Linked DNA regions of Homo sapiens: region 1 is linked to region 2. A link is a contact called in ENCODE Hi-C or POLR2A ChIA-PET data. All regions are on one chromosome and are shown on one strand. The core of a region is the stretch at or near the end of the contact, and the rest is flanking DNA. Distances in the headings are between cores, read along the strand shown. Region 1 overlaps PARVA (parvin alpha). Region 2 has its middle 76 kb from the start of TEAD1.

Evidence for each region. Hi-C counts contacts between places; a loop is a spot of excess contacts on that map. ChIA-PET counts read pairs that join two places held with the same protein, here RNA polymerase II (POLR2A). Pooled maps may share reads with other maps.
Region 1: a map of A673 shows a loop between it and region 2 (2.0-fold over the local background). The contact joins two enhancer-like sites. A Hi-C loop is called at or near these places in 6 of 168 maps with a recorded cell type or tissue (A673, Calu3, K562 and 3 more) and 9 of 50 pooled maps. POLR2A ChIA-PET finds 5 or more read pairs at or near these places in 2 of 52 experiments (AG04450 and WTC11).

Annotation. Positions count from the first base shown.
Region 1 is chr11:12,410,156-12,414,745 of GRCh38, forward strand. All of the region lies in intron 1 of PARVA (parvin alpha), which reads left to right. Among named protein-coding and RNA genes, the nearest start is that of PARVA, 35 kb to the left of the region's middle. Within about 2 kb of position 2,261, at least 24 of the 41 ENCODE cell types and tissues checked have a DNase peak (open chromatin) inside an H3K27ac peak, as active enhancers do; they include A673, where a contact is called at or near this core.
Region 2 is chr11:12,596,630-12,600,852 of GRCh38, forward strand. No RefSeq gene overlaps it. Among named protein-coding and RNA genes, the nearest start is that of TEAD1, 76 kb to the right of the region's middle. RefSeq lists an enhancer at 2,893-3,187. Within about 2 kb of position 2,687, at least 2 of the 41 ENCODE cell types and tissues checked have a DNase peak (open chromatin) inside an H3K27ac peak, as active enhancers do; they include A673, where a contact is called at or near this core.

The DNA.
Region 1 (4,590 bases), core at 1,011-3,510, 190 kb before region 2:
TAGGCTCTCAGCCCTAGGCATCTCCGGGCTGGGCCACCCAGGCCCCCGGGACTGCAGGGCAGGGATCAGGTTTGCCTTGTGCTGGCCTGGGCTCTGCTTGAAGTCCTATCTGCCCTTTCCTCATCTTCAGGGCTCAGCCCACAGGCCTCCTCCAGGAACACCCCTGCCTACCCCAGGCCACAGGAAGCATTCCCTCCAAGGTCTGCCTTTCCCCCCGGCAGGGACTCCGGGCCAGCTGCTCCATCTCTTGGGCTGCGGTTATTTTCTCTTTACTGTCGGCTCCTGTCTGTGGAGACAGGCCTGTGCCAGGCATACATTCAGGGGCTCAGCAATGCCTGTGGTTTGATTGGTTGGGTCTAGATCCGAAGGATTGCTATACGAGGGCTTTTGCTTTATCCTTTTAGGGAAGTTCATTCTCTCTCGTTGCTTCTCCTCCTCCTTTTGGAGACATCACTAGAAAATCTCAGCAGCAGGAGCCCAGTGCCTACGCCAGCCCATCTTTCACACTGTAGCTGCCAGAATGTTCATTCCCAAACCAAACTCTGACCTAGTTCCTCCTCCAGTGGAAAACTACTGAGGATCCCTTCTTCTCCCCACCCCATCTATAGCTATGGCTTTCAGTGTTAAAAAGAAAGAAATAAATGAAAGTTATGTGGACCCTTCTTTTTCAATAAAGTATCGCATGGAATGTTCATCATTAAGCATCTGGACTCTGGCATCAGACAGACCTGGGTCCAAATGCAGGCTCTGCCACTTACCTGTATAACCTCAGGCAAGCTGTCTAACCTCGCCGTACCTCACTTTTCTCAGCTGTAAAATGGGGGTGTGATACTGACGATCCCTAGTTCATGAGGCTGTTGTGGAGATCAAGTATGGTACTTAGCAGAGTACCTGGCCTGGTATAGCTACCAAATAAATGTTAGCTAATGTTACTAGAGCACAAGTTAATTTTCTAAGTTCTAACTTATAACAGTTATAAAGCTTATCAGTGACAATAATTTGGCTGTTTGGATGAACAAAGGATTTTTAAAAACAGATTTCACTTTTTATTAGGTTGCTGCAAAGGTAATTGCGATCTTTGCCATCTTAATGGTAAAAACCACAATTACCTTTGCACCAACCTAATAGAACAGTTTTAGATTTACAAGAAATTGTGGGATAGTGCAGAGAGTTCCCATAGGCCCTGTACCCAGTTCCCCTATTGCCAACATTGTACATTGGTATGGTACATTTATTATAATTAATGAACCAATGTTAATACATAATCATCAACTAAAGTTCATACTTTATTCAAAACTCCTTAGTTTTTCCCTAATAGATTTCTTTTTCTGTTCCAGGGTTCCACCAGGGAAGGTACCATAGTACATTAGGTTGTCACGCCTCCCTAGGTTCCTCTTGGCTATAATAGCTTTTTTACTTTCCTTGTTTTTGATGGCCTCGGCACTTTTTAGGAGTACTGGTCAGGTGTTTTGTAGGATGCCCCTCTACTAGAATTTATCTGATATTCTTCTCATGGTTAGACGGAATTGAACACAGAAATGTAAAGTTAGCAGATTATGGATGACCACTCCAGTTTTCCCTTGGTCTCAGCATCCATGAAATTAGAATCAGATGTTTATGGGGAGTCTAAAAACATGGTTTGAAAAATCACTGGAGAAGATCAAGTCTACACTCCCTGGTGTGACCTACGAGGTCTTCTCACTCCAAGCCCTGCCCACATCACCAGCCTGCTTTATCACTCCTTCCTGCTGCAGGCACCCCCAGCTTCTCAGCATTCCCCTAATAGGTCCGGGCATTGAGGCATATCGACTCATCCCCCAGGAATGCCTTCCCTCCTTTCTCTGCCTGCCTAGTTTCTTTCTAATCTCTATGCAAAGACTCTAAGATCCAGTTTAACTTATCCTTCCTCCCTGATGCAATTCCCACTTTCCTTACAGAGACTGACACTGTCCCTAGGGTTCCCTGGGCACATCTCTCTATTGTCTTTCTCAGCTCTCATGTCTGCCTCTTCCTGTACACTGGAAGCTTCTTAAGAGCAGGAGCTGAGTCATAATCCTCTATTCCTCATGTCCAGCGTGAGCCTGGCACACAGTAGGTGCTTAAGAGATGCTTAATGAATGACTCTTGATGTTAGAGAAAGGTGCCATTTCTATACCATCTTTAACACAGAGCATGTTGCCTTCATCCTAAGAAAATGGGGTGCCCCAGTGGATGATGGATACCAGAGATTAACCCTTGGGTGGGTCTTTTAAGGCCGTTTTCTCCCTGCCCCAGAGGGTGTGGGAATGAGGTGTGAGTATGGAAAGGACCACCAGGGGGCTCCGGGATGCAGTTCACCAGCCCAGGCCGAGAGGAAGGCTCAGTGGTGGCTTCAGCAGCAAGCCTGGGTCTGGCAGAATCCTCAAAGAAAGTGTGTCAAAAGAGAGGTCTGTTTTGCTACTGATGTGCCAGGCTCTGTAGCAAGGACAGGATGTACCAGCCTGTTCTTTAAACATGTGTGGGCCCCTCACTGTCCTTTGCCCCAGAGGTCCCAGCCTACAGAGAAAGGGACAAAAGATCCTGAGAGCCAAGAAAATAATATTTGCAGGAAAAATGGTCTTGTTATATGCGCAAGCAGACCTTTACTTCATTCAGACTTCCTAATTTCCCTTTCCACGCCAGTGTTAATAGTTCTCCTTGGATCGCAAACTCTTAATAGATATTCCTAAGGCCAAAAGTATCACTGAGAAGTTGGAGCCAAAATCTCAGGGCTTTTCTTTTGAATTCTATAAGAAGAGGGGAAAACAGCTGAGTTAATCTGAAATAATGAAGCTGGAATTAGAAATTGCTCTGGTCAGTAACATCCACTGTTTTGTTTTTTTGTTGTGTTATTAAGAGTAATAATAACAATAGCTCTTGTGCATTGGGTGCCAACTCTGTGCCAGGCATTGGGATGCAGGCGTCTGCCTGTGCCAGGCATTTGTCTTTGGGCATACAAGGGGAATTAGGCCAGGATAATCTCTGCCCATTCTGCCACAAAGATATTATCTCCATTTCATAGATGAGGAAATTGAGGCCCGGGAACATTGCATGATTTGTTAAGGCTAGAAATCAGATTCTGTCCAGCTTCAAGATCTGAACCCTTTCCAATCACCCAAACATGCCTCAAAAGGATATAAAATAGTTGCCAATCTTAAAACATGACTGTGCTCCAGGGGAAGGGAAGGGATTATCACACGAGGCAGAAATGTATAGGCATTACAAGTACATCCATCATTAATAATAATGACAAAAGGATGAGAATATCTTACTGTTTTGGGCCATGGGCTTCCTAGCATTCATGTAGGCAAATGAAAATACAGAGGGATGTCTGCTAGAATGCGATATGGTTTGTATTCAAAAGATTCTTGTAGTTTACTTTAAAAGCAGTGTTATGATGGAACCTGTACACTCACACATTTTTAAGAAGCAGACTCCTCCTTCCAAGGGTTTTGACCCAGCTGCACATGATCTTACGTGCACCTCTCCTCTGCTTTAACCTCAGTAGTCAGGTGAGGTGCCCCGTAGGCTCCAGGGAGCTGGCACAGGCGGCTCCTTGTCCTGAAGGCTCTCTTGCCTCTATTTCCCAAGGTGGGGATTCTAAACAGCAGAGCCCAGAACCAAACTTGGAGAACACTCGAGCCCCCAGCTGAAAGACATTAATCACCCATGGACAGGTTTCTTGAACAGGAGAAAGTTTGTAACCAGAGAACAAAGCAGTTTCTGCACAAAACAGTAACTTAAGGAGGATATTCAAAAACCTCTTGGACTTTTGTCTCATGCCATAGCCTAAGTCCCTCTCAAAGCTGCCCACATTCTCAGGACCAGACGTGTACCCTGCCTTTGGCTGGGCCCCTGGGATTCCAGGGCCACACGGCAGCCGTGCGTGGCACATCTTCAAGTTCACTTCTCCAAGCTCTGGGACTCTCCCCGTGCCAGCACAGAACTATTAATTATTTTTCTCTGTCAAACCTTTGTCAGCAACTTCATCCCAAAAGAGGAGGTTTATTTTCCCTTCGGCAGTGTTTGTGACTCTTGTAAATAAGAGATAATTACACTCCAGTTTTTAAATTAAAACAAAAAGAGCTAGAGATGCCCGTTAGGAGTTTACATTTTACAACAGCCCACTTCCTTAGTCAAAGATCCAACAGACTTAGTTTGCTGAGTTTTATGCAGATTCTGAGAAGTTTGAGTGGTTTAAATGCGAAACTTTTGTGTTAGCCGCCTGAAATGCCTTCGCTTTTGCTTCGAGTTAGTATTAAATAATTTTTAAATTCTTTCATCTTTCAGCGCTGCTGGAGGATCTTAACGCTCTAAAACTGCAATTAAAATGTGAACATTAAGGAGTTATAAGGTTAAATGAGAGAATGTATCAGAAAGCGTTTGGAGATGTTTTTATTGCACCATGATCTGACTTGGTAGCCGGAGAAATGCATTCTTGTCTTATGGCTGCTGAAAATTTCATTTTTTTTTTTTTGTCTCTAAGTTTGTGCTTGGAAAGTGAAAATATATTCAAACGAGTCCTTATAAACATTTGATCTTGTTTTCATATGAAGTGAAAAGAATTGTGAA
Region 2 (4,223 bases), core at 1,437-3,936:
TCCAGAAATAGATCTACTATATGTGATCTATTAATTTTTTCTGAGGCGGAGTCTCATTCTGTTGCCCAGGCTGGAGTGCAGTGGCATGATCTCAGCTCACCACAACCTCCATCTTTTTAACAAATGGTAATGGAACAACTTTGTATATTCATTTGGAAAAACTTGACCTCATCCCTTATGATATGGTTTGGCTCTGTGTCTCCACCCAAATCTCACCTCGAATTGTAATTCCCACGTGTCAAAGGAGGGACCTGGTGGGAGGTGATTGGATCATGGGGGCAGTATCCCCCATGCTGTTCTCATGATAGTGAAGTGAGTTCTCACGAGGCCTGATGGTTTAAAAGTGTTTGGCAGTTCCCCCTTCGCTCTCTTTGTCTCCTGCCACCATGTAAGTCATGCCTTGCTTTCCCTTCACCTTCCACCATGATTGTAAGTTTCTGAGACCTCTTCAGCCATGTGGAACTGTGTATCAACTAAACCTCTTTCCTTTATAAATTACTCAGTCTTGGGTAGTTCTTTATAGCAGTGTGAAAACAGACTAATAACCTTACCTCAAACATACACAAAAATTAACTCTAAAATTACCATAAGTATAACAAAGAGGCTAAAACTATTAAACTTCTAAACATTGAGAAAATTTTTTCAAACTTAAGGTTAAAGACTTTGTGTGTGCGATTTTCTTTTTTGTTATTTTCTTTTCTGAAAGACACAAAAAAGCATTAAGCACAAAAGAACAAAATTAATAAATTGGACTTAATCAAAAGTAAAAACTCCTGCTCTGTGAAAGACAACATATTTAAATATTAAAAAGGCAAGTTTCAGATACATGTATATAATATATAGTTACATAGTCATTCATATATATACACACACACACACACACACACACACATATGTATACACACACACGGACATACACACATCTGACAAGGAATTTTTTTCTTTTTTTTTTGAGACAGAGTCTCACTCTGCCACCCAGGCTGGAGTGCAGTGATATGATCTTGGCTGACTGCAACCTCCGCCTCCCGGGTTCAAGCAATTCTCCTGTCTCAGCCTCCCAAGTAGCTGGGATTGCAGGTGTCTGTCACCATGTCTGGCTAAATTTTGTACTTTTGGTAAAAACGGGGTTTCACCATGTTGGCCAGGCTGGTTTCAAACTCCTGACCTCAAGTAATCCACCCACCTCGACATCCCAAAGTGCTGGGATTACAGGCGTAAGCCACTGCGCCCAGCCCTGACAAGGAATTTATATCGAGAATATAAGAACTCCTATAACTCATTCAGAAACAGATAAGAGGCCCGATTTTTTTTAAATGGGCAAAATATTTAAACATCCATTTCACAAAAGAGGATTATGGGCAGCTAATAAATACGTAACAATATCTTCAACATAATCAATCTTCAGGGAAATGTAAATTAAAATTATGAGACAACATGAACTAAAACTTATGTGTAATGGTTAAAATTTGAAACACTGATAATAGTGTTAATGAGGATGTAGAACAACCGAAACTCCAACAGTGTTAGTGGGAATATAAAATAGTACCACTTGGAAAAACAGTTTGGCAATTTCTTAAAAAGTTAAACACATGCTTTGCATACAACCCAGAAATTTCATTCACAGGAAATAAAACATTTGAGAGAAAAACAAAAGTATATGTCTAAACAAAGAGTTGTACACAAATGTTCATAGCATTTTTCATAATCGCTCAAAATTGGAAGCCACACAAATGTCTATCAGGGGGAATGGTGAATAAATTGTTGTATATCAATACAACAGAGTACTACTCGGCAATAAAAAGAAACAAACCCCTGATGTATGCAACAGTATGGATAAATCTCAGAAGTGTTATGCTGAGCAAAAGAGCCCAGACCCAAAGTGTACACAGTGTGTGTGTGTATACACACAGACACATACCCCTTAGAATATCTATCTATAAATCAGAATATGATACTTAATAGTGCTCCAATAACGTTACTTGTCTCTAAGTTCCACCCAAGAGATGACAGAATCAGAAGGTTCTGATATTTCTTGGAGATCTTTAGCCAGCCCTCTGAACCCTAACAGTTCAGAAGTAATTACGGCCCGAGTTACAGATCAAGCCAGCAGACACTACTTTCTTCTCTGAGTAATAAGACAAAACACAGGAAGCTGCGGCTTGGCAGTGATTCTTTGATAAAAGGAAAGCTTGTAGAACAAACCATAGGGAGGGAGAGGGATAGGAAGGAAGGAAGGAAGACACAAGTAGAATTGTGAATAATTAGGTTTCTCCCTTCTGCTTTGACTCCAGGTTTTTTCTTCAGTTCTATGATTGGTCATGTCTATAGGTAACAAATAATTACTGTGTTCAGTGCAGGATAGCCTGGTGGAAGGCAAACAGCCCTTGAAGCTCTCAGATCTAGGCTTCAATGCCAACTTTTCTATTGCATGGCTGAGTGATCCTCAGCAGGAGACACAGGATCTCCGTATTGCAGTCTCCTCATCTCCAAGATGAGGATAATAAAAGAATCTAGCTTACAGGGGCATCCTGGGGATTAAACAGCACAGGCTTCCATTGAAATGTATTAGAAACTGGGTAGTCAAAAACTGGAGTATTCAAGTGTGTGACCAAGAATAGACACAGGCTGCACAGAGCTCAGGGCCCAGTCCAGATTGGACGAGAAAGTTCCCTAGGCCAAGCTGGCTAAGCACCGCAGGTACCATTATAACGCCAGCCCTGAGGGATGTGAGCCAACTACTTAAGAATTAGAGAGGCCATAAAAGGCTTCGGCCTCCTCCACCCAATTCCTCAGCCACTTTCCTCCCAGAGGACCTAAGCTCTGTCCCCTACCACTGTTTGTCCTCTTGGTACTGGAATCCCCAGAGCAGAATGTGAGTGTGTCCTCCACCTGGGGAAGGATTGCGTCACAAGCTGGGTGCCTCCTGTGAAGTGTTTGCCCTGCTTGGGCTTAGTAAATACAAATGGCGGCCACCATCTGCTCTTGACCCTTCTGCTCCACGAGCGCGGAGGCTCCCTGGCCCAGTTGGTACTGGGTGCTTCTCCGCAGCGGCCGCCAGGGGGAGCCTGGGCCGAGAGCTCTGGGAAATCGAACAACTCGTTGAGGTCTTAGTTATGGTAGAAAACCTTGAAGTGGTGTTAGGTCAGCACCTGCGAGGGTCTCATTCTAAATACACCAGTATTTGGAGGATGTTTGAGAAAGGGAAATTGTCCAACAGTTAAGTAAAAAGAGCTGGAAACAAATTATCTCCATACTCTCCCTTCACTGGCTGAGAGACTAGTCTGGGTCTTCCCTGACTGCCCAATTTACATTCAGATGCTATGCAGTGGAGCCAGGTGCCGTGGGTCATGCTTGTAATCCCAGCACCTTAGGAGGCTGACGCAGGAGGATGACTTGAGCCCAGGAGTTTAAGGCTGCAGTGAGCCGTGATCACACCACTGTACTTCATCCAGCCTGGACAACAGTGTAAGACCCTATCTTAAAAAAAAAAAAAAAAAAAAAAAAAAAAAAAAACTGTGTAGTGGAAAGAACAAGAATCAGAAGTCATGGGTGGATCCAAGACTGTTCTGGACCCTCCCTAGTTATGAGAACTTGGACATGTCTCTATTTCCCTGAGCCTTTGTTTTTTAATAATGTCTGTTACCATTCATCAGTTATTTTCCATATGCCATGCTGCCAAAAATTATCTCATTCAATCCTTGCCATAATTACATGAACAAAGTGTTTGCTATGTACAGTTTATAGATTAAGAACTGAGGCATAAAAAGTAGCTTACCCGAGGTTTTTAATCTACTAGTTGTTCAGATCTTTCTGACTTCAAAGAGTATGCTGAAGCCCTCTTCTATTTCCACTATACTCTCATTTTCAAATGAGCAATAGTAATAATAATAATATTGCCTTTATAACAGATTTTTACTTGCAAACTTGAAAGTTATTCAAATGATTATATTCTAAGTTTCTTGTTGTATGTTTTGGGATCTGCAATGAGCTGAATGACATATGAATGTCTCAAAATTCATATGTTAAAATCTCAATCCCCAATATAATGGTATTAGGAAATGGGACCTTTGGGAGGTGATTCAGTCATGAGAGTGGAGCCCTCATGGATGGGATTAGTGCCCTTATAAAAGGGACCTCAGAGTGCTCTCTAGGGCACCCCCCACCGCTTTTTTTTTTCCACCATGTGAAGACACAATGAGAAGACAGCAGTCTGCAACACAGAA